Regions from separate parts of the Homo sapiens genome. Here regions 2, 3, 4 and 5 are each linked to region 1. The links are chromatin loops, found by intact Hi-C in ENCODE. Cell type or tissue: adrenal gland. All regions are shown on one strand.

Region 1 (5,000 bases):
TCTTTTTCTTCCTGCACTCTTCATGAGTGAGCTCATCCCCTCTCAAGTCTTTTTTTTTTTTTTTTTTATAACAGAGTCTCACTCTGTTGCTTGGGCTGGAGTGCAGTGGCACAATCTCGGCTCACTGCAACCTCCACCTCCCGGGTTCAAGCGATTCTCATGTCTCAGTTTCCTGAGTAACTGGGATTACAGGGGCCCACCACCACGCCCGGCTAACTTTTGTATTTTTACTAGAGACAGGGTTTCATCATGTCAGCCAGGCTGATCTCGAACTCCTGACTTCAAGTGAACACTCGCCTCAGCCTCCCAAAGTGCTGGGATTACAGGCATGAGTCACCACGCCCGGCCCAAGTCTTTAATGACTACCTGTCTACTGTTATCTCCCAACTGTGTTATCTCTGGCCTGAATCACTAGTGAGAGATCCAGACCCATAGACACAGCTGCCAGCTGCGTATTTTCTCCAGACATCTCATTGCAGCTGTCTGAAATTTTCCAAGTCCAACACTGAACTCAACATCTCCTCTATCCCCAGCACCAACCCCAACCTGCTTCTCCTTTGCTCTGTAGTTTCATAAATGACACCACCCTTTTTCAAGTTCAAAACTTGCTAGTCATCCCAGAAGAGCGTAGGTCCTTTCCTTAACCCCCACAAGCTAATCCTTATGGAGTGTTGCCATTTCTAACCCTTAAACATCCACCCACAGAAGGTATGTGGTGGAGAATTGAGGCAGGTATCCCAGAGGGCACATGGCACCCTGTCTCAGCACCTTAAACTACCTTACTCTTACTCATAGATCAGTGGCTCTCAAAGTGTGGTCCCTTGAGCCCAGGAGTTTGAGACCAGCCTGGGCAACACAGCCAAAGAGTGGTTCCTGGACCAGCATCACCAACAATATCTGGGAGCTTGCTAGAAGTCCCAATTCTTGGATCCCACTCATGACCTTCTGAGTCAATAACTCTGGGGGTGGAGCCCAGCAACCTGTGTTATTAATAAGTCCTTAAGGTGACTCAGAGGCACATTAAAGTTTAAGAACCACTATCTAGGCCATTGCAACAATTCTCTAACTGGTCTCCTGACTTTATTCATATCTCTTCTGATCAATTTCCAACTTCCACAAGAGTGACTGGACCATGTTACCTCCCTACTGAAAACTTTCCTAGGGCTCCCCATGACCCATCTTCGGGGGAAAAAAAGTTTAAACATTCTAATGAGCATTCCAGACTCTGCAGTTGTGACTAACTTACTTTTCCTCTTTCAGGAACTGCTTCACAAGATTAAAGGAGAAACAGAAAATGTATCTAGCGCTGTGCTTGGGGCATGGCAGGAACTCAATGAATGCTTATTAAATACTGTAAATGATAAACACATCAATGGATGGTGTTATGAATCCACTGGCCTATTAAGGGATCCTTTAGGAAGGCTCTATGTGAACATGATCCTGGGTATCTACACATAGAACCCAGGTATAATCTGAAGAGATCATCTGATAAGTGAGTGATTTTGATTATGGCTACTGGGGAGAGGGATGTTCTCCATGGTCTGCTGCTGCTTTGAGTCTCCCTAAAACATCAGAGTCCCATGATTTCAGACTCAGGACTACTTCTTTCAGTGCCAAGGGACTCCTCACTCTCTGAGGCATGGAGGTGGAGATTTCTGGTTGTCTGCTCCCTGGGACACATGCACACATGTGGAGGCCTGGGGTGCAGTGGGGTACACATGCAGACAGCCTTGGGAACATGGGGCACACAACTTGCACAGAGACATTCATGGGAAACACAAGTACACATAGGAACATGGGACATATATTGACATAGAGTTGCATGCTCAAACATACGTGGACTCCCATTTGGCACACTTGGCATACTGCTTTTCTCCAAGGCTCCTTCTCTTTTCAAAAAGTGAGCTTGCATTTGGATTTTATGTTAAGAAAAAACTCTGATCTGCCTCATTTATTGTTGACACAGCCACCCTCATCCTCCCAGCCTTTGATCACCTCCTGCTCCAGGCCAGGCTGAGTGTTTGCAGGGTGGGGAAATCTGGCACAAGGAGATGCCAAGGCGCCATCTCGTGGTTAGATCTCACAACTGCAGCTCAGATCTCCCTTTTCCCCACTCCGCTGAAATACCAAGAGCAAGCCAGAACTCTCTGACCATACCTCATTTAAGCACAGAACTCTGTCTGCCTTGTATTAGGAAGCTTTGCAGGGTTTGACTTCTCCACTATGGGAGGGAGAGCACCCTGACAGCAGGGACCATGGGTGGCTGTCACTTTATTTGGGACCTTTCTCTTCTCTTTTCACTTCCCCAGATGATCTCAGTCCCTCCCATGACTTTAGGGACCCTCTATACTGACAGCTCCCAAATCTGTCACTTGCCCAGACTTTTCTTGAGCTCCAGACCATAGAAAGCAACTACCCCTTGGATATACCATGAGCAGCACAAATTCGCCATTTACCAAGTTGAGTTGTGTATGGTATGCACAAATCTGTCTCTGTCCCAGTGTTCCCAGTGACAGTGAATGCCCCATTATCCACTCAGTCTCCCAGATCAGGAATCTGGGAGTCATCCTTGGTTCTACTCCCCTTCTCTTTACCCCTCTTCACTTCCAGTTAATCACCAAGTCCTATTAACTCCTACCTGTATCTTCTCCAGCCTCATTGCCACTGGCTTAGTTCAGACTTAGCATCTCCTCTCTGAGCTCCCTGGCTCAGCCATTCCTCTTGCAGTGCCTCATCTTCCCAAAATGCAAACGGGATCACATTCAATCTGCTAAAAAATCTGCAGTCTAGCCGGGGATGGTGGCTCATGCCTACAATCCCAGCACTTTGGGAGGCTGAGGCAAAAGGATTACTTGAGGCCATGAGTTTCGAGATCAGGCTGGGCAACAGAGTGAGACCCTGCTTCTAAAAAAAACAAAACTGCAATTTGATCTCTCAGCATGATTCCACGTTTAAGCTTCTGAGCACAGCACAGTAGGATCTGGTCCATGCCTGCTGGTTCAACCTCATCTTCCACCACTCCACACTTCACACTCTATACACCATGGAATGCGAAACTACTCGTAGTTCTCAAGCTTGCATGCCTTCAGACCTTGCTGTTCCTTTTCGTGTCTGCCTGGCAAGCCCCTCCTCACCCTGAAGTCTCAGAGCACATAGTTGCTGTAAGTTTTCCTGCAATCGTTTGGCCAGTCTGAGGGGCTCGCATGCTCCAGCCACACTGTGTTTGGACCTACATAGAAGCCACTGCTTACAGTTTTTTTGTTTTTGTTTTTGTTTTTTTGAGACAGGATCTCACCCTGTCTTCCAGGCTGGAATGCAGTGGTGTGATCATAGCTCACTATAACCTCAAACCCCTGGGCTCAAGAGAACCTCTCGCCTCAGTCTCGGGAGTAGCAGGGACTACAGGCACGAGGCACCATGCCCGGCTAATTGTTTTTCTTTTGTAGAGATGGAGTCTCACTGTGTTGCCCAGGCTGATCTTGAATTCCTGGGCTCAAGTGATCCTCCCACCTCAGACTCCCAAAGTATTGGGATTACAGGCGTTAGCCACCACACCTAGCCTCTATGTCTTTTCATATTTACCCCAGAGAATCCATGCTAAGAAGATGGCTTTCAGTACAACCAGTCAATAAATAAATATTCCTGTCTATGCATAGCCAACCACAGGTGGGCACATAGGCTATGCTCAGCACGTGCTTATAGGTTTGAGGGCCTAGGTGGAGGAGGTTGCGGAGGGTATGGGTCTGGGGCCTGTCTGGCTCCAACCTCACAGCTTTGGCTCAGGACTGGTGAAGTACCCATAGTGGGTACTTGGCTCATCTGCTGAAGCTTGCAGGCCCTCTGGCTTCTCATTTGGCATACAGGATCAACAGCTGGTAACCTGAAAGCTACATTTGGACTGCATGTTTTGTTGGATCAGTAGTTATTTAATTAAAGATAGTTACTGACATTCAAAAGTTGGGTTTCACATACAAATTAGGATTCCTGACTTCTTTAAAAATGGGAGGATATGGCAGGGCCACTTGGCAGCAACCCAGTGACATGGGGGCGGGGGTGCAGTGTTTCATCTGTACTTGAGAGCACCAGAGCCCCCACAAGGCCTGGCCACATCAACATGAGTTTGGCAATCTGCTGTACAAGTGAAAGATGTGGGCTGGGGAGTCGGATGGCCTGTGTGGAGTCCTGGCTCTGGCACTGACTAGCGGCAACACCTTGAGCCAATCACTTATCCATGCCAAAGTTGCTTTGTCTGTAAAATCAGAACCCTTCAGAGGATTCTTGGAAGGGCTGAATGAGGTCTCATGATGTGTTTAGCAGGGCATGTGTTCAGCACCTGGTAGCTGTGAACTGATGGAGCCTGGAAGGGAGAGAGCAGGTGCAGGGCAGACCACGCAGGAGGCTTCTCGTCACCAATGAACATTTATTGAGTGTCCACATGTGCACAGCTTTGAACTTGGCGATCACAGAACGCACTGGGGGAGGGAAGCAAGGGATCAAGAGTGTGTGTGTGTGTGTGTGTGTGTGTGTGTGTGTGTGTGTGTGTGTGTGTGGTCCCCCTGGGTTTATAAGAAAGGTAGTCCCTGCTGGAGCCGCCAGTCGCGTCTCTGCAGAGAGGAGTCATAGCAGGGGTGGGAGTTAAAGCCAGGCACCACGGTGGCAGTGGAGTGTAATCACTGGGGAAACATGCGGATTCTGGGGAAGTGTCCCTCCTGTTCCTGGCTCCAGCCAGGCCAGATGGCACCAGGGGGACAGGAATCAGATGCTCAGGTGTCCAAGCAGGGATAAGGACAGGCAAAATAAATAACCCCCCAACCCCCATCGTCACTCTGCTGCAACACGACACAAAGGTTTAAAGATCTGGGCCCAAAGACTCTGGGTCCCTTCAAGCAAGCTCAGGTGGAAGGAGGTTTCCCCACCCCCCACCAGGCCTGTCTGCCCCAGGTTGCCCTAGGATGGAGGCAGTTCAGACCCTGGGTCACTGAAGCTGATAGGAAGAACTG
Region 2 (5,000 bases), 210 kb before region 1:
CTCAAGGACAAATAGCTCACTCCTGAAGCTACCTGTACACACTTCCATATCACACATGCTTGTTTGCTTGCCTGTCTCTGACTGCAGTGGGAAGCTCTCTGAGAACAAGATTGTATTTTATTTGTCTTTATATTCTTTGTATCTAGTAGGGGCTTAAAATAGGTGCTCAAGTGGATGAATATTTTATAGGTACTTTAGATTTCCCCAGTGTCATGGGAAGGGAGCTTCTGCACACAGTCTAGCTGACGGTGTGTGCTTATATACCTTGGGAAAAGGCCCTGGCATTATTTGTTTTTGTTTTTGTTTAGTCCCTAGTATCTTAACCACTTATTCAACAATCATTTATTATTTGTTTATTCTTTTTTTGAGACAGAGTCTCACTCTGTCACCCAGGCTGGAGTGCAGTGGTGCAATCTTGGCTCACTGCAACCTCCGCCTCCCGGATTCAAGCAATTCTCTGCTTCAGCCTCACAAATAGCTGGGATTACAGGCACCTGCCACCATGCCCGGCTAATTTTTTGTATTTTTAGTAGAGACTGGGTTTCACCATCTTGGCCAGGCTGGTCTTGAACTCTTGACCTTATGATCCACCTGCCTTGGCCTCCCAAAGTGCTGGGATTATAGGTGTGAGCCACTGCGCCTGGCCTTAACAATTATTTATTAAGCACCCACTATATTTCAGGCCCTACACCTTTAAAAAAAAATTGAGTCACGGTCTCGCTCCGTTGGCCAGGCTGGAGTGCAGTGGTGCGATCATGGCTCATTACAGCCTCAGGCTCAAGTGATCTTCCCACTTCAGCCTCCTAAGTGGCTGGGACCACAGGTGCTCGTCACCACTCTCAGCTAATTTTTAAAAAAATTTTTAGTAAAGATGAGGTCTCACTATGTTGCTCAGGCTGGTCTTGAACTTCTGAGCTCAAGCCTCCTCCTGTCTCAGCCTCCCAAAGTGCTGGGATTACAGACATGAGCCATTGTGTCCAGCCCTGTGCTGTTTTCTTTTATTCTATTATTATTTCCTTTTTTTATTTTCTTTTTTTTTTTTTGAGACCGAGTCTCACTCTGTTACCCAGGCTGGAGTGCAGTGGCGCGATCTTGGCTTACTGCAGCCTCTGCATCCCAGGTTCAAGCGATTCTCCTGCCTCAGACTCCCTGAGTAACTGGGATTACAGGCACCTGCCACTACACCCGGCTAATTTTTGTATTTTTAGCAGAGACGGGGTTTCACCATGTTGGCCAGGCTGGTTTTGAACTCCCGGCCTCAAGTGATCCACCTGCCTCGGCCTTCCAAAGTGCTGGGATAACAAGCATGAACCACCGTGTCCAGTGTCTTATTATTTTTTGAGACAGAGTCTCACTCTGTTGCCCAGGCTGGAGTGCAGTGGTGCAATCTTGGCTCACTGCAACCTCTGACTCCTGGGTTCAAGTGATTCTTGTGTGTCAGCCTCCGGAGTAGCTGGGATTACAGGCATGTGCCACCGCACTGGGCTGATTTTTGCATTTTTAGTAGAGACAGAGTTTCACCATCCTCTCCTCTTCATTGTTACTACCATTGATCTAGTTCAGGTTCCCATAATCTCCCACTTAAAAAACTGGTCTAGCTCCTATTATTCTGGTCGAACTCCTGGCCTCAAGTGATCCACCTGCCTCAGCCTCCCCAAAGTGCTGGGATTACAGGCTGAGCCACTGCACCGAGGCCCTGTACCATTTTAAAAGTCAGAGGCTACTATGATAAGCAAGAAAAACAGCTCTGACCTTCAAGCAGGGTACTCTCTAAGAGAAGCTTCATAACTGTATGGAATGACAATATGATTTTTTTGTTGTTGTTGAGACAGAGTCTCGTTCTGTCTCCCAGGCTGGAGTGCGGTGGTGTGATCTCGGCTCACTGCAACCTCTGCCTCACGAGTTTAAGCGATTCTCCTGCCTCAGCCTCCCGAGTAGCAGGACTACAGGCACACACCACCACGCCTGGCTAATTTTTTTTTTTTTTGTATTTTTAGTAGAGACGGGGTTTCACCGTGTTGCCCAGGCTGGTTGTGAACTCCTGAGCTTAGGCAATCCACCAGCCTCGGCCTCCTAAAGTGCTGGGATTACAGGCGTGAGCCACCTCACCTGGCCGAAATTATTTTTAAAATAAGATACTGGGAGATGCAGTTATTTTACCCCACCAAAGGAAAAATTAAATAACTTGAATAATCTTAAAATGACCCCCACGTCTCAAATGGTTTTAGGATAGAGTGGCATAACCAAGGTCTGCCACACAGTGGCAGTGTTTCCCCAGGGACGAAGGTAATTTAGCGGCCCAGGACTTTGGAAAAGCAGGTAGTTTTAAACTTTACTCCAGAGGAATAGCAGTACTAAAAATGTAACATGGTAATCTTCCTCAATTTGCAGAAAAAGAAATAAAAGACATAATTCAGTCAATTATCTTCCTCCAAACTTTCTTAAGCCTTTGGTTTCTGCTTTTGTCTGCCAAGGAGCACAATATAAATAGAGCACTTTTAGAACTGGCTGAGCATGTTAAGTTCCATGGCTGATTTTTTCCCAGACTTGTAATGTCAGAATTGCTTTTTAAATATTTTTTTGTGATATAATAATATATCCTACTAGTTAAAATGTTTCCGCATTCAAATGACCAGATTAACAGCATCAGTACTGCAAAATGCTTCCTATGAAGTGCTATACTTTCGGGTGCCCTACTCATTAAACCTATTTGAGAATCATGATCTCATCCAGTGTTTTCTAGTTACAAAAAAGAACAAGTTTCTTTTCTTTTTTTGAAATGGAGTCTTGCTCTGTCACCCAGGCTGGAGTGCAGTGGTGCACGATCTCAGCTCACCACAATCTCCGCCTCCCAGGTTCAAGCAATTCTCCTGCCTCAGCCTCCCAAGTAGCTGGGACTACAGGTGCCCGCCACCACGCCCGGCTAATTTTTGTGTTTTTAGTAGAGTCAGGGTTTCACCATGTTGGCCAGGCTGGTCTCAAACTCCTGGCCTCAAGTGATCTGACTGCCTCAGCCTCCCAAAATTCTGGGATTACAGGCATGACCCACTGCACCCAACCTCCAAAAAAGAACACATTTCTGAGAAACTAAATTAGTTACCTAAGTTTATGAAGCCCTCTATGGGACAGGTTCAGACTAATCCCTGTAAAGTGAGCACTCCAGATGTTTCCTTTGTTGCCATTTATCAACTTGATAAACAAGGATTGTTGGATGACTACAACAATGAAGGGACAGAGAGGTCAAGGTGATTCACAGGTTTCTAAACTGGTGAGTGGATATGGTTCCACTCACCAAAATTGAGAATACAGGTTGCTAATTCTAAATACAGACTCACTTTATCTTGGCACAAGTTAATGTGTAAAATAAAAGTTTCCTGGGGATGGGAGGAGTATGAAGTTGTTGCTTAATGGGCATAGAGTTTCAGTTTTGCAAGATGAAAGGAGTTCTAGGCCAGGCCCGTTGGGTCACACCTGTAATCCCAGCGCTTTGGGAGGCCGAGGTGCATGGGTCACTTGAGGTCAGGAGTTCAAGACTAGCCTGGCCAACATGGTGAAACCCCGTCTCTCCTAAGAATACATACAAAAAAGTAGCCAGGCGTGGTGGCAGGTGCCTGTAATCCCAGCTACTTGGGAGGCTGAGGCAGGAGAATTGCTTGAACCCGGGAGGCAGAGGTTGCAGTGAGCCAAGATAGCACCATTGCATTCCAGCCTAGGCAACAAGAGCAAAACTCCATTTCAAAAAAAAAAAAGAAGAGAAAAAGAAAAGAATTCTGAAGATTGGTAGATTGGTTACATAACAATTTGAATGTACTTCTGAACTGCATACTTTAAAATGGTTAAGATGGTAAATTTCATGTTATATATGTTTTACCACAATAAAAATTGAATGAAAGGTTTTCCTTTCCTAGCTTACCCATGTCCACCCATTGTTCAAATTGGAGCTTTCTCTCTTAGCTTCTGTGATGAGTGAAAAGGTGCTCCCCAAAGATATTTTAAAATACTAATATAAGGAATATTATTTCACTCATTCATTTTCAGAGGGAGCTCAAGAAGTTGTCAAGTGAATGAATTAATTAGTTCAACAAATATTTATCAGTTTTCCTACCTTGAACCTGGGATGTTCTAAGTCCTTTGTTCTCAAAGTGTGGTCTCCAGATCAGCAACACTAGCATCACCAGGGAATTTGTTAGTAATATACATTCCTGTGGGGCACGGTGGTTCATGCCCGTAATCCCAGCACTTTGCGAGGCCGAGATGTGCAGGTTGCTTGAGTCCAGGAGTTTGAGACCAGCTTGGGCAACATGGTGACACCCCGTCTCTACAAAATAAAAAATTAGCTGGGCATGGTGGTGCACACCTGTAGTCCCAGCCACTTGGGAGGCTGAGGTGGAAGGGTTGCTTGAGCCTGGGAGGTTGAGGCTGCAGTGAGCTGTGATCATGCCACTGCACTCAGGGAGAAAAAGAAAAAAAGGAAAGAAAGAAGTATACATCTCTGGACCCCACTTCAGACATACTGAATCAGAAACTTTGGCACTAGGACCCAACAATAGCTGTTTTTACCAGCCTTTCAGATTATTCTGATGCATGCTCAAGTTTAAGAAAGACAATTCTAGGTTGCAATGATACAGAGGCCAAGAAAACAAAACGCCTGTTCTCTTGGAGCAACAACAGACAAATAGATATAAATAAAATTTCAGGCAAAGGAAAGTGTTATCAGGGAAACCAGCATAGGATAAGGAGGCAGAACACAGAGGATGCTCAGGCAGGGTCTTTCTGAGGGGTATGAGCTCTGAAGTCACATAGAGTCTGAAAATTGGCTCCACCAGTTTCTAGCCTTTTAAAAGTCTGGTTTCCTCATCTTCTAAGAAAGAGATAATAATATTACAAGTTTACTCTGAAGATTAAATAAGATAACACTTATAAAATCCTTGCAACTGTTTCTGCCACTGAGTAAGGCTTCAATAAACGTTAGCCCTCCATATATGATGGGGAGTGCCATA
Region 3 (5,000 bases), 160 kb before region 1:
AGGAATGGGTAGAGCTGAGTGGGAAGGAGAAGCCAAGCCCCAACAAAGCTCCATAGTCCACCATTGGTGGCTAGCTATGTGCTGAGACTTGTTATAGCAGTAGAAATGGAGGCCTGTGTGTATGCCTGGACTCCAGTGAACTGGGGAGATAGACGTGGCTTGTGTATGGCTGGTGTCACCTCAGATTTTACCTTTTGAGACCAAGGTGCCTGGTTTCTGTCCCCAGTAGTTTTATTGTCTTGGTCTGTACCATCCACGTCCTTCCCATCCCCTCTTTTTGTCCTCTCTCCTCTCACCTTAAAGGTTTTTCATTTTCAGTTTATTGATTTAGTTCTACCCTGTGGTGGGATTCATAATGGGAAAAGGGAGTTTGAAGTAGCTACAGCCTAAGGGTGATTGGAAGGAGTTGGGGTGGACACCTGAGTTCCTTCCCTTCATTTTAGAGAGAACCGTAGTCCGCGGAATTCTTGATGGCTGGTGGGCTAGATGTAGGGTTGAAGAGGCAGCTCCCAGCTCCAGGCTGGAGAATTATTGCCTAGTCCAAGGGGTAGAAAGTGCTGAGGCAGGGTTGGGAGTGAGCCGTGGTTTGGGTTTTTTGGCCCTCATCTCTTTTTCTCAGAGGCTGAAGGAAGGAAAAAGGCTGACTGCCCACCCTTCTGTTTGTTTGTCTTGTCTAATTTAACTTACGTTATTTATCAAAAAGACAGGTTATTTGGAAAACCAGATGGACCTAGGCAAAAATCATCTGGGTTTTCCAAACGTGAAAAATTAGGTTCTGGGGGCCCAGCAGGAAAGGCGTGTGTGTGTGTGTGTGTGTGTGTGTGTGTGTGTGTGTGTGTGTGTGTGTGTGTGTGTGTTTGAGGGGAGGGTGAGGTTGAGTGAATGTCTCTGTAGTTAGACCCAGAAATTGTTCCATGACTTCCAAGCATACTCCCTCCTTCATTTTCCTTCAAGTTCTTTATGATTAGAATCTAAATGAGAAAATTAAAATCTTCATGTTGGTTGCTGGATGTCTTAATTGACCAAGGATTAGAACCCATCAGGGCTATAGAAGAACAGCAGCTGACAGTTTTCTCTATCTTTCCAGCCCTCAGTCCCTTACACAGAGTGGGCAGGTTAGTGAGAGGTGCAGGGTACTGAGAGTTTTCTGAAACAGAAACCTGTGCTTCTTGTCCCTTCAATGTTATTGTTCCAAAGAGTTGCAGCAAATATGGAGGTTAGACATTAGGGAAGAACTTATCATCAACTTTCTGATGATCAAATGGCTAAAAGAACACTGAGGATCCAGGGCTGTCTCTCCATTGACTATCCAGGGAAGGAGCTAGCCCAGTTTTCTTTTGGGCAATGGTGGCTTGCTCTGTAGCTACAACCAGGAATTTGTAAAACTTGTGGTTTTGGGCCAGGCATGGTGGCACATGCCTGTAATCCCAGCACTTTGGGAGGTTGAGGTGGGGGGTTTGCTTGAACTCAGGGGTTTGAGACCAGCCTGGGCAAAATGGCGAAACCCCATCTCTACAAAAAATACAAAAATTAGCTGTGCATGGTGGCATGCACCTGTGGTTCCAACTACTTGGGAGGCTGAGGTAGGAAATCACTTGAGCCTGGAGGTTGTGGCTGCAATGAGCCAAAACTGCAGCATTGCATTCCAGTCTGGGTGACAGAGTGAGACTGCCTCAAAAGAAAAAAAAAAAAAAAAAAAAAGCTTGTGGTTTTGTTACCTTGAGCAGCAACATTTTTAGGAAGGAATTAAAGCAGGAGGCTATTGAGGCATAGCTCTTGGCTGCCATAGAGGAAATGTTCTGGCTGAAAGCAGAAAGCAAGCCATCCAGTTCATACACATATGCACACACACAGAAGACAGCCAAGACCCTTTCTGGCCTGAGAAATCTTTGGCGGCAGCAATAGCACTTGTCCCATTGTGAGTGGCATTTTTTTCAAAGTGTCATTGGACTGTGAAAGCTACTTAATAACTTGATCTCATCTGAATAATCTGAGTTAATACTAGCTTCACAGTTGTGAGGATTAAATAAAAAAAAATTGTAAAGTGTCTGCCTCAAGGCCTGGCACAGAGTAAATCTCAACAAATGCTCGTTGAATGAATGAATCCATGAATCTGAGCATTAAGGCCCCCCTCACCGTTTCCAAGGATCAGTGCATAACAGCCCCGGTAACTGAGACTTGTAGACTGTCCCAACTGAGCCTGCAGCCTGAGGCATGATCTAAACCTGCTGTTCCTTTGACAAATATTTGATGAGTTATGGTGTGGAGGGTGGACCCTTCCATGAAGGCCTTGTTGGCCTAGCTGTTGGAAGCACTATGCAGACAGTCTTCCAGGGTGGGAATTGCCTCAGAGAGCACCTTGCCCAAGGTCAAGGATAGCCCACATTCAATGGCAACAGGTGTGTAACGGCCTGGCCTTCTTAGCTTATTTTGGGTCAACTCTGAAGGGCCATTCTAGCTTCAGAGCTCCCTGTGGGGTTGGCTGAGGCTGTCACTGGCTTGTCTTGTAGATCAGCCTCTTCCTCTGGCCACTCCTGCTCATTCTCATTCTTCCACAGCTGTTGATCCCAAAGGAGGTTCTTAATAAACATCCAGCACATTAAACAGTCTCAGAGTTGGCTTCCTGGGAAATCCAAGCTATGAATGCACTAGTCCTGGTGGCCAAGCCTTTAGAACAACAAAGAACGGAGACTCCTTTGCAATGGATTTCCAGCGTTGGAGGTGTGGATACTGTCTCTTTATGCCCACCAGAGGGCAGCAGCATCCTAGCCACCTGCCCTTCTGAGGCTCCAGGAGTGGGCTTGAAGCCTTTTCCCCGGCAACTTCACGCCCCACACCAGTATTGGGCAGGATCACCTCCCTTAGGGTGTTCACCCTCCTGACTAAAACAACAAAACTTTCTTAAACTGTCCAGGCCTTAGTTTTGTTAGTCTCAAGCTCCTGTACCACCATCACTGAAGGCCAATCAGTCTTCCTACTGTGCCCCTTCCCCTGCTCCTCGTCCGGCAAGCTCCGTGCCTGGGATCCCCCACCTCTCACACTTACCACCCACAATAGATTTGTTTTCTGTGTGACAAGGTAATTACAAGCTTGGGGCCAGTAGGCCCAGGGGCCAGTCTGAGGATGGTCACTTCATTCTGGCTCTCCCTGTTCTGCTAACGGTATTGATTTTCAGTTTTATTTATTATGATGATGTGTGTGTGTGATCTGGCCCTGGTGACATGACATATGGAGGCAAGAGGGCGAGAGCAAATTTCCTTTTGTCACAATTTGACTTCTTGAAACCGCACCCCCACCACCACCACCCAGCATTGTTTATTTACAGGTTTTAGCATCTTTGCTTACCTGTCTTCATTCTGTCCCCTCATCCCCAAAGATTTCTAAGAGATTCTTCTGGGAATTGGAGCCAGATGGATGTGACTACAAGAAGGAGGAAAGGGTCTGGGAAGAGGAGTGACAGCAGCAAGCATACTACCTTTTGTTAGCAGCCATTAACTCATCCAGCAAACATTTACTACATTCCCATCACCTGTCAGTTACTTCTAGGCTAAGCTCCCCAACTCCCTGCTGGGGGCCATCCTGGAGACAGGTTTTGCTATGCGCTTTTTTTTTTTTTTTTTTTTTTTGTCTGCATCTGTTTCTATGGGTGTGTGAGGAAAACCTGGCCAGAAAGCTTTGAGAGAGTGAGATTGAGTTTGGGTGCAACCAACTCAAAGAACGATGCTTGCCTGAATTTAAGGCTACTTAAGGCCTCCCGTAATGTAGTCTACTTCCTTACGAGGAAGAGGAAGGGCAAGCTTGAGGCAAAACATTACAAGTGGGAGGGGGCACTCTGAACTGCAATGATTGCCGTGGGAATCAGCTGAGGCTGAGGGCGATTTGTGGGGCCATGTTTCCCCAGCCTGTCTTCTCTGTGCGTGCCAGGAGAATGAATAAATCATTGTTCAGGGGCGGGATGCAGCTGCCGAGCTCCTCCCCTCGGCACATGCCCCAACTCCAGCTCCTCCATTGAGGGCTGCTGGAGCAGAGCGGTTTATACACCCAGCTCCCCAAATCCTATTGAGGCCTCCCCCTCCGCACGAGCCACCGGCTCCAAGCCCATTCAGGCTGGCCCTTTGTGCTGGGGGTTAAGTGGTTACATGTGGGGGGCACCCAGAAAGGAACTGTCAGGCCTTGAAAGGCTGTGCTGATACAGTGCCCTCCTACTGATGAATGGGGTGGGTGGAGGAGAGGTGGGCGGCCGGAGGGTGGGGTGGGGGAGAGGGCATGGGGATTATGGAGCCCACAGAGGCAGCTGCTAGGAAGGGGGTGGAACAGGCACCCCCTTCTCTCTTTCCTCCTTCACTTCAGCTTCTCCGTCTAGCTTACTCCCTCTGTTGTGGGCACTGGATGATCAAGAGCCTTGGGACCTTGGATTTGGCTTTTCTGATGTCCTGGTGACCGCTTGAGTGCACTGGAGAGAAAGAATTTATATTACCTTTCATTCTTCCAGCAGCTCCGAAAAGACCTGTTTCTCCCTTTTCCCTTGGAAGGGGTGGGTGAGAAGGGGAACAGTGTTGGGGACAGGGGGAGGATTCATTTCCTAGGTTCATCTGGTGCAGTGGATTTGCAGCTGTGCCCTGCCGAACTTTTAAAAGCTTCTCTGAAGTTCCCTCGGAGCCCTTAGGTGGAGGGTTTAGGGGAAGACAGATCTCAAACTGGATATATTGGAAAGATTTTGTTGAGGAAAAAGAAATTACTTCAAGGCTCTAAAAATGCTTTAAAACTTCTAATTGAATGTACCGCCTTGTCATTTTACAGCTGGGAAAACAGCCAAAATGGAAGATAGGGGAATGGGCATATTTTACCTAAGGTAAACACATAGTAATTTCTTGATAGACTAAAGAGGCACTTTACCTTTAAGAAGCAGTAGAGAAATGGATGAACAAAACAAGTAGGTCATCAGCTTCCTAGGCCTTCCTTTCCCAAGATGAACCAATTCTGGGGAATAATGTTCGTTC
Region 4 (5,000 bases), 370 kb after region 1:
CTGTATTTACAATGTATTTATAATTAGTGGACTTAAGAGAACATATTTTGTTTGTAAGAGATAGACACATTTTGGGGCTACTATTTGTATGTACTTTCCAAATAACATTTGTGAGCATAGGTAATCTTTATCCCCCCATAAATGAATAAGAAGTCCAACTGGATATAGTTATCCCTATGGACAGGATAACTTGCTGTTTAAAGGTCTGGATATGGACTATGCAGGTGTAAATCTTGGTTCTATCACTTCATAACTATGTGACTCTCGGTGACTTAATCCCTTATCTTAAAAAAAGGGGGTGAAATAAGAAAAATAAATAATTACGGGGTTGTGAAAATTAAATGAGTTAATGCACGTAAAGCCCACACACGTAAAATCCATTTTAGAAAATCTAGAAATTGCAGAAAAATAGGAAACCAGAAATCATCCAACCTTAGTAACTTAATGGACAGTGGCTAATCCCAATGGTGCTTTTGTACAAATTAGAAAAACTGGCCCTTCCTCAAGATACTTGACTGCTATCAGCCAGAAAGCTGTCTTAGTGGGGGGGGGGGGGGGCACTATTTATTAATTATACTGGGATATCAAACATAAACTAAGATTGTCTTAAGCAAAAGAAGACCTTGCCTCTGGATGACAATGTAGACAATGTAGGATGTTTTTGATTTAATGCTATTAGTAATCATGTGGAGATGAACAAATTTATACATAAAATTTTTCTGTATTTAGAATTTAGGCTAGATTCCAGCACCTGGCAGGCACACAGAGGGTATTTGTTAAATAAATGAATGAATGAAAGCGGGGAGGATGCAGAGAGGGAGGGAGAGGGGGAGGGAAAAGGAGAGAGAGAGGGAGAAAATGAATTTGCCAAATTATTTTTCAAAAGAATTATGTCAGTAGTGGCTGTTTAAATTTGTGTTAACTTAGATGAAAAATAGTCTCTCATTTTTATTTCTAGTTCTGTAATTATCATCAGAGGATGAATATTTTCCATGTGTTAGTTCATTTATTTTGGCTATTAATTGGGATCTTGATTATTTTTCTTATAAAATTGTACACATCCTTTACATAGGAAAGATATTAACCACTTATTATAATTTTTTCTTGCAATTATTTTTTCAATTTAACTTTTAATTTTTATTATCGTCTTGGTTTTTAACCTGGTGGTTTCTAATCTTCATGCAGGGAAATTTACTAATATTTTGTTTTGTGATTTATTCTATCAGAGTAAATCTTAAAAATTGCCCTTCCTGACAAAGATCTGATATTCACTTCTATTTTCTTCTCATTCTTTCTGGGTTTGTTTAAAAAATACACATATTTCTTTTATCCATCTAGAATCAGTTTGATTATATATATATACATATATACATATATATACACATATATATACATATATACATATATACATATATACATATATATACATATATACATATATATACATATATACATATATATACATATATATACATATATAGCAAATTAAATACTCTAATACCATTTGTTGAATATTTCTTTCCTTTCTCATTAATTTCTGAAGTACACTTATGGTAAAAATTTATACCTACCTCTGAGCTATCTTCCTCCATTTGATGAGTCTTTAAACTCCATTTTTTTTTTTTTTACCTTTAAAATCAGTTCAAGTGGTAAACTTAGGGGCAGCTGAAAATAAATGCCTTCAAGACTAAAGTAACTGTGTGGAAAAAACCTGGAAAGATATTTAGTTCAGTGTGGGGGTGACAGGTGATGAATATGGGGTCGCTCATCATGACTAAGGAAGACCTCTCCCCATCCCCCAACACAATAAAGAAATAAATTAGATGGAGAAATAATTAAATAAATAAAGGTACTACAAACAGAGCACGTTTTCCCTAAATAAAGGAAGGCAGTAACAGAGGAAGACACTGCAGTTAATCCAATGTTTCTCTCATTAAGAGAGGCAATCTAGATACTGATTAGATCTACTGGAAAATTTACCCAGGTATTGAAATCAACCCTTCCAAAAGGTTCTTTGCTTGGAGGCTCAATAACAATAGAGTAATGGAGTGTATGCCGCTATTTGCTTTCCAAGGAGATGGAGGAAGTGGCACAGCCACTGAGACACCTAGTGGTGAGGGTTTTACTGCACGGTTAGAGTTTGCCAGTTGGGCTCATCTAAGAGCCACTTCCTTGGGGGAGGCAGTGTGCATTTGAGGAGCTTAGATGTCCTTCTTTTAGCTCTCCTTTTCTGCCCCCAGCAAAATAATTTGAGCTCTCTATTGTGTGCATGAAGCCTCAGAGACAAGCGCTGATAGATCTGAAAACTGAATAGCCTCTTCAAAGTTGGAAAAGAGAACTACGAAGCTAAATTAACACCTGCTGACCAACATGGTTTCTCAAGCCCTGGGGGACAGCTGAAGATGTAAATTTAGTCAATTGAATTAATATTCATTAGAGAGCGGCAGCGTGTTTCATCAAGCATATTATTTCCATCCCCTACCCTTCTAGGCCTTATAAATACTCAAACAAGAGGATAATTATAATTTTCATTTTATTGTAATTATAGTGTTTGAACTGTAAGTTCACCCACATTCAGAGTATTACAAGGTAAAGATTGTTCTACATATTATTCAGGCATGATAATTGACCACAGATGTGAACTACAGAGTTGTGTTTAATATCTGAAATTTGTCATTTATGTTGAGGACATTCTTCAATGGTTCAGAAAAGGAAAGATTAATGGGCTCATTCACTTATTCATTTGTTCAAATATAGAGTATCACAGCACTAGGCCCTGAGGATTTGGTGCTTAAAAGAGAATCTCAGTCATTGTCCTCATGATCTTACAGGCTAAAGTGTACAATTTTGCAAGTCTCTATAATAAAGTGGGATGAATACTATAGGAGTGAAAGTACAGGATGCTAATGAAATGCAGCAACTTGGTCCTTGGGGTCACAGAAGGCCTCCAGAGAAGGGCAAGTGTAAGTCAAGTCCTGAAAGATGGATAAGAGCTAACCATAAAGGAGGGAGACGGTGACCAGGAAGATACTATTTCAGGTGAGAACGTGAGAAGTTAAAAGAACTAAAGGCAGTCAGTGTGACTACAGCAAAGAATTCAGGAGTCAGGGATGAGGCTGGGGAGGAATGCGATGGCCAGGGAATGGAGGGACATCATAGGAGTTAAGGAGGTTGTTTTTTCTCCTAAGGGCAATAGGAAGACAATAAGGAATTTAAAAGAGGGGAACTGAAGCATCAGATTTGCCTTTAAAAATGATAATTTGCTTGCTGCCTGGAAAATAGGAAGGAGGAAGGCAATTGGGATGACCAGTCAGAAAGCTTTTGCAGAAGTCTAGGTGAGAAATCATGTTACATTGTTAGTTTCCAGTGTGTATCCTGGATGTAATAAAACAACGTTAGCTTGGCTGGGCATAGTGACCTGTGCCTGTAGACTCAGGAGGCTGAGGTGGGAGGATCACTTGAGCACAGAAGTTTGAGACCAGCCTGGGCAACATAATGAGACTCCACCTCTCAAGAAATAAAAAAGAGAGAGAAAGAATAATGTTACCTTGGATTACAGTAATGGTGGTTTTTTAATCTGAAAGATGAGCAAATAATACTATAAATCTCAGAGTTGTAATAAGAATTCAATATTAAGGCCGAGTACAGTGGCTCACGGCTATAATCCCAGCACTTTGGGAGGCCAAGGTGGGTGGATCACCTGATGTCAGGAGTTCGAGACCAGCCTGGCCAACATGATGAAACCCTGTCTCTACTAAAAATACAAAAATTAGGTGGGCCTGGTGGTAGGTACCTGTAGTCCCAGGTACTTGGGAGGCTGAGGCAGGAGAATTGCTTGAACCCAGGAGGCGGAGGTTGCAGTGAGCCAAGATCGCAATACTGCACTCCAGCCTGGGCGACAGAGCAAGACTCCATCTCAACAAAACAAAACAAAACAAAACAATACCAAAAACAAAAACACAATTCAATATTAAGTATTTACTACATTGTATGGCATAAACTAAATGATCAGTTGATTTTGGCTATTTTGATACTGGCTATTATTTGAAGTAGATATTACTCACAGTATTAAATAATTACTCTTTTGGTACACATACCAAACTTTTAACTTTTATTTAGAGACAGAATCTTGCTCTGTCACCCAGGATAGAGTTTAGTGGCACCATCACAACTCACTGCAACCTCCAACTCCTGGGTCCTGGCTTCAAGAGATCCCTCCACTTCAGTCTCCCAAGTAGCTAGGACTACAGGCACCTGCCACCACGCCCAGATAACTTCTTCTTATTACTTTTTTAGATATGGGGTCTTGCTATGTTGCCCAGGCTGGTCTCAAACTCCTGGCCTGAAGTGGTCCTCCTGTCTCAGCCTTTTGAATAGCTGGGATTACAGGCTCAAACCAGTGCACCTGGCTTTACTGAGCACTTAGAAAGTACTAAACACTTCACACGATCCTCACAATGTCCCCAAAAAGCAAGTGTGTCAGAAAAGTGAAAGATCTTGGGACAATACCCTGCTCAGATGGAAACAGCCTGTTCTTCACCATTATGCTTTTATTTATTCATTCACTCAACAAATGTTTATTTCTGTGCTAGTGTCTGTTTTAGGTGCCAGTGATACAGCCTTAAAGAAGTCAGAGTTTCAGTCCAACAGAGGAGACAGACAATGGACAAATGAAGAAATAGGCTGCATGCGGTGGCTCATGCCTGTAATTCCAGCACTTTGGGAGGCTGAGGCTGGCAGGTCACTTAAGGTCAGGAGTTTGAGATCAGCCTGGCCAACATGGTGAAATCCCATTTCCACTAAAAATACAAAAATTAGCTGGGTGTGTGAGCCAAGATCGTGCCACTGCACTCCAGCCTGGGTGACACAGTGAGAATCTGTCTCAAAAAAAAAAAAAAAAAAAAAAGAAAAAAAAGAAAAAAGAAAGAGAAAAAAGAAATAAACAAGAAAACACAAGTTGTGAAGACAGCTATAATGTATATTACATACAGGATGTTATA
Region 5 (5,000 bases), 150 kb before region 1:
TAGAAACGAACTGTTCCTACACCCTTCTCCCCAGGACTTCTCTGCCCATTGCTGGGGGTGGGGAGGGTCCATGCCACCTATGGAGCGCCTTCCAGTGCCGGCTCCACTTACAATACCCTTCCTCTTCATGCTCTTCAATTGTTCTAATCCCAGTGCTGTTTGGTCAGTAGAATCCCTTTGTCAGTTCAAATCCTAATTTTGGTTAGAAGCAGGTTATGGAGGAGAGAAGAGTGGTGTGGTATGCCCTCCCTCCAGGGCCTCAGAATGGAGCAAGCTAGGGACGGGGACCGCAAGATAGTGGCTGTGTTCCAGAGGCATTGGGAGGGAAGGGGGCAGGCTCAGAAGAAAAGCTTGTCACTGGGGAAGGCGGGGCTCCCTGGCTGGGGTAGGAAAGGGAACCAAACCCAGCTCTTCCAGAACCCAGCTCTTCCAGCCCTGGGGAGTCAAGAGTGGATTCCTGAGCATGGAAATTCACTGCAGTCTCTTCTCCCATTCACTCACTTAGCAAGTACCTGTATGCACAGACAGCCTGGTTCAGGGCTCTATGCTGGCTGACTCTGGGGAATATGATGGAGGATATATACAGGAGGTCCAAGCCAGATTACAAACTGCTATTACAAGATCATTACCACAAACCAAAAATGCCAGTTGAATAGACATTCACTGATCGTCGACCATGTATGCCAGGGACGGATGCAAAGTTGGATAAGACAGTGTATACCCAGCGCAGTGGGGACCCAGAGGAAGGCATAACTAACCGTGCTTGTTTATGTAATATTGATTGGGGCAGTATCAAGACGGCTTCAGAGACATGGGGACATGGAAACATGGGGATATTACAGCTAATTTTGAAGTACAAAAAGGAATTTGCTGGGTGGAGAAGGGAGGAGCTTTGAGGGGAGGGGAGAGGAAGGATATTGTAGGCCAAAGGAATACTGTAAGAAAAACAATGGTGTGTTTTGAGATCTCTGGGCAGTTTGCTATGATGGGAGGGGCAGAGTGGCAAGAGGCAGGTATGGAGGGGTGAGCAGGGGCCAGATCAAACAGGGTGTTGTAGGCCAGGTAGAGGTTTAGCAGGAATTCAGGGAGGGCATTAGGAGTGGTGACAAGTGAAATTTACATTTTTAACTGGAGGCAGAGAGATCAGTGAAAAGGCCGAGGCAATAATCCAGGTCAGAAATGGCCTGGAAGAGGAAGAATGGTCAGAATGTGGTTATTAATGAGATGGGAGAAGGAAGGATAGTGAGGACCCCAGGATGCTCTCAGCTTTCTGGATGGAGTACAGAGCCATCTTGCTGAGGATACTGAAGGAGAGCTTGTTTGGTTATGTAGAATTTTGGCGGGGGGCGGTGGTGGAGGGGGATGATGTCACTCTGTCACCCAGGCTGGAGTGCAGTGGCGCAATCTCGGCTCACTGAAACCTCTGCCTCCTGGGTTCAAGTGATTCCCCTGCCTCAGCCTCCCAAATAGCTGGGATTACAGGTGCCTGTCACCATGCCTGGCTAATTTTTGTATTTTTAGTAGAGATGGGGTTTCACCATGTTGGCCAGTCTAGTCTCGAACTCCTGACCTCAGGTGATCTGCCTGCCTCGGCCTCCCAAAGTGCTGGGATTACAGGTATGAGCCACCATGCCTGGACTGGTTATGTAGAATTTGAGGAGACTATGGTTGGTTGCAGGGTTGGATAGCAGTTGGATCTGGGCTGAAGACAGATCTGAGAGTCACCAGCATATGATGGTCTTTGAAGCTACAGCAGAGAATGAGGTCCTCTGGAGAGAAATGCACAAAATCAGAAGACAGCCTGGCTCTGAGGACGGAGGAAAAACCCTTTGCAGGAGACTGAGAATGAACAGGTAGACAGGGAGGACGAAAACCACGAAGGGAAGTGTTACCAGAGTCAAGAGAAAGGGCTTGACAGGGAGTGGCCAGGCTCTTGCTTGCAGCCTTGTCCCTGCAGCTAAGTTGCCCTGACTTCAGGCACCCCACCCTGTCCTACTGTGACTCGGTCTCCTGCTTTCCCTTTACAGGCTAGATGTTCGCCATCCAGCCAGGGCTAGCTGAGGGGGGCCAATTCCTGGGGGACCCACCTCCTGGATTATGTCAGCCCGAGCTCCAACCAGACAGCAACTCCAACTTCATGGCAAGTGCCAAGGATGCTAACGAGAATTGGCATGGGATGCCAGGCAGAGTGGAACCTATCCTGAGGAGGAGCTCCTCTGAGTCACCCTCTGACAACCAAGCCTTCCAGGCCCCTGGATCCCCTGAGGAAGGGGTGCGCAGCCCCCCAGAGGGGGCAGAGATTCCCGGGGCTGAGCCTGAGAAGATGGGTGGTGCTGGCACAGTCTGCTCCCCTCTGGAGGACAACGGCTATGCCAGCAGTTCCCTGAGCATTGACAGCCGTAGCAGCAGTCCTGAGCCTGCCTGTGGGACCCCGCGAGGCCCTGGCCCTCCCGATCCCCTTCTGCCCTCAGTGGCCCAGGCTGTGCAGCACTTACAAGTCCAGGAGCGCTACAAAGAGCAGGAGAAGGAAAAGCACCACGTGCACTTGGTGATGTACCGTCGCCTGGCACTGCTCCAGTGGATCCGGGGCCTGCAGCATCAGTTGATTGACCAGCAGGCCCGACTGCAGGAGAGCTTCGACACCATCCTAGACAACCGGAAGGAGCTTATTCGCTGTCTCCAGCAGAGGGCAGCACCATCCAGGCCCCAGGACCAGGCCTAAGGGTGTGCCTCCACAAGTGTGCAAGGGTATATGTATATATTTGCAGGCATGTGTGAGGCGCACTAGTAAGTACATAATTTGCTGGCATGATTGCAGGTAGGCATGAGTGTGTATGTGCTAACATGTAGGCTGGTGTGTGTAGGCATGTGTGAATAAGCATGTATAAATGAGCTTAAGTGTGCTGTGTGCACATGTGTACACACAGCTAATTTATCTGCAGACCTATATGTGAGCATGTAAGAGTGAACATATGTGTGTGTGTGTAGTATGTAAGAATGAGGAACTCGGTATGTGCATGTGTAGACAGGTACCCAGCAGTGTGTGTATATGCGCATGAGTGAGGATGTATAGGCAGAAGATGTGTGTGTCTATGAGTGAGTTTGAGTGTGCAGGCTTGTATTAGGTGTATGTGAGGAAGCCCTTGTGTGTGCAGGGGTGCACATGTTTGGCCACAGGCATGGGAGGTGTATGTTAGGAGCATGTGTGTTTGTAGGCAGACTCATGAGCAGGTGTGTGCAAATACATATCCAGCTGCACTGTGGGTGTCCACCCACACCTTGTGTTCCTCATGGCCTACCCCAGCCTTTCTTCTCCACTGGGTCCCACTGTTCCCTGGAGACAGAGGGCTAGCATGCTGTCATTTATCTGAAGGTTGTGGCTGACCCATTCTCCTGGGATTTCCCAGGCCACCTCTCCTTTCCCTTTCCCTCACTTAACCCAGACTTGCTCAGCTGAGGCTATTGTCCCTGATGTTGGCTTTACTTGTAGGAGGTTTAGTGGCTGCTCTGGCCTGCCATGGAATTTTGGCTGCAATTTTGGCAGTGTGTGGAGAACTGGTATCAGGAAAGGGAACCAGGAGTAGTGATGAAGATGATGGTGGGGATGGGGACAGAGGACATAGGGGACTGTCCCTCTTGAACTCTGCCTTTGGGCACATGGGAGATGGGGACAGGAAAGATGATAACAGTGGAACCCTGTGAAGAATAGGAGAATGGGAATTCTAAAATACCAGTTCCCAAACAAACCATCTCTCCATTGGAAAAGGAGCTGTTGCAAACCGTGTTCATTTAAGCTTCTGATGAAAAGCAATGTATGTTTATAAGCTTGCAAGTAACAGACAAGATGTTCCAAGGCCGATGAGGAAAATATCGCTTCCCTGTCTCTGCCTCTACCTTGCTGTGCCTCTCTGGCTTTAGCAGCATTGGATGTTGAATTGGTTTGGTTCATTTCTCTGAAGTCGGACTGTCAGGAGGAGCCAGAGGTTGGCTTTCTGGGATGTGAAGGGGACAGTGTCAGCCTAAGCCTCTGGAGATGCTTAGGATGCTGAATTTTAACCCCTTCTTTCACTGCATGGCCCTTCAAACAGGGATTGGCAGGCTCCGCGAGTTACAGAGTGGGTGAGTCTTGGAGAGAACCAACGACTAAGGTAGCTTAGCTCTCTGCTTTGTTCTTGGGAGCCAAGAGAATGCAAGATCCTGGTGGGTGAGCAGTGGTATGAAGAGGGGACACTGGTGGGTGAACAGTGGCATGGAAGTCACTGATGCAGCCTCTGGCCCTCAGTCTCCCTATCGGCAAAGTGGGGGGCTCTTCCTATCTCTAAAGAGTTTCATCCCTGACAGGTGGATGGGTGAAAGATCCAGAGAGTGGGGGTGAGGGGTGGGCCCTGAAGACTTTTTGTCTGTAGCTCTTGCATATTGAGTGTATAAACCCGGCTTCTGGACCAACCCAAGATGAATAAACTGGGGCAGAAAATTACATTTCTTGAGTATGTGTTTTTCTTCTACCTGTTGTCTGATGGCCTCTTTTTCATACCATCTGAGCTCCCCTTTTGAGTAGGGTCCTGGACTAGGAGCTAGGGAGGTGGTTTTGGGGAAAGACACTGAAGAATTTAGACTGCTGTGCCTGGCGATCCAATGGGGTGGAGAAGTCTCTCAGGGGCCATCCAGTGTGACAGGGGAGACTTGACTTCTACCCTGAGAGCCCCATATGGGATTGTCCTTGTCCTGTGTCACCTTTGGGCCTAAATGAATTGCGAGGGACACATACCATACACACTCGTACATACTCAACTGTACCCTGGGCAGGGCACGGTGGCTCACACCTGTAATCCTAGCACTTTGGGAGGCTGAGATGGGTGGATCACCTGAGGTCAGGAGTTCAAGACCAGCCTGGCCAACATGGTGCCTGTCTCTACTAAAAATACAAAAATTAGCCAGACGTGGGGACGGGTGCCTGTAATCCCAGCTACTCAGTAGGCTGAGGCAGGAGAGTCGCTTGA

What was found. Peaks named below come from ENCODE experiments on the same cell type or tissue, not always from the same donor. Only the 100,000 strongest peaks of a DNase experiment are listed, where the experiment ranks them.
Region 2: a loop joins it to region 1, with 5 times the contacts of the local background. A loop is called at or near these places in 86 of 110 quality-filtered maps.
Region 3: a loop joins it to region 1, with 7 times the contacts of the local background. A loop is called at or near these places in 107 of 110 quality-filtered maps.
Region 4: it touches region 1 in a loop (2.7-fold over the local background); 55 of 110 quality-filtered maps call a loop at or near these places.
Region 5: a loop joins it to region 1, with 4 times the contacts of the local background. A loop is called at or near these places in 107 of 110 quality-filtered maps.

What each region holds. Positions count from the first base shown.
Region 1 is chr1:35,566,180-35,571,179 of GRCh38, reverse strand. It overlaps NCDN (neurochondrin), which reads right to left. Exons shown (of 7, transcript NM_014284.3): 7 at 4,401-5,000. It overlaps TFAP2E-AS1 (TFAP2E antisense RNA 1), which reads left to right. Exons shown (of 3, transcript NR_183387.1): 3 at 1,261-1,369. Among named protein-coding and RNA genes, the nearest start is that of TFAP2E, 4.6 kb to the left of the region's middle. RefSeq lists a silencer at 862-963. In adrenal gland, CTCF peaks have their summits at 1,871 and 2,071 (motif pointing left); a DNase peak (open chromatin) is centred at 2,089; H3K27ac peaks cover 422 bases.
Region 2 is chr1:35,772,116-35,777,115 of GRCh38, reverse strand. It overlaps CLSPN-DT (CLSPN divergent transcript), which reads right to left. Exons shown (of 3, transcript NR_199050.1): 2 at 4,106-4,318. Among named protein-coding and RNA genes, the nearest start is that of CLSPN-DT, 4.5 kb to the right of the region's middle. In adrenal gland, a CTCF peak has its summit at 2,244; no DNase peak of the experiment used is centred here.
Region 3 is chr1:35,724,779-35,729,778 of GRCh38, reverse strand. It overlaps a transcript of CLSPN not described here. Among named protein-coding and RNA genes, the nearest start is that of C1orf216, 8.4 kb to the right of the region's middle. RefSeq lists a silencer at 3,838-4,021. In adrenal gland, a CTCF peak has its summit at 2,733 (motif pointing right); a DNase peak (open chromatin) is centred at 2,738.
Region 4 is chr1:35,199,393-35,204,392 of GRCh38, reverse strand. No RefSeq gene overlaps it. Among named protein-coding and RNA genes, the nearest start is that of SFPQ, 8.7 kb to the right of the region's middle. RefSeq lists an enhancer at 2,167-2,346. In adrenal gland, CTCF peaks have their summits at 1,893 and 2,098 (motif pointing left); a DNase peak (open chromatin) is centred at 2,164.
Region 5 is chr1:35,713,354-35,718,353 of GRCh38, reverse strand. It overlaps C1orf216 (chromosome 1 open reading frame 216), which reads left to right. Exons shown (of 2, transcript NM_152374.2): 2 at 2,028-4,477. The coding sequence starts at 2,033. The coding sequence ends at 2,722. Among named protein-coding and RNA genes, the nearest start is that of C1orf216, 3.0 kb to the left of the region's middle. RefSeq lists an enhancer at 2,552-2,846. In adrenal gland, a CTCF peak has its summit at 2,704 (motif pointing right); DNase peaks (open chromatin) are centred at 333 and 2,603; H3K4me3 peaks cover 702 bases; H3K27ac peaks cover 823 bases.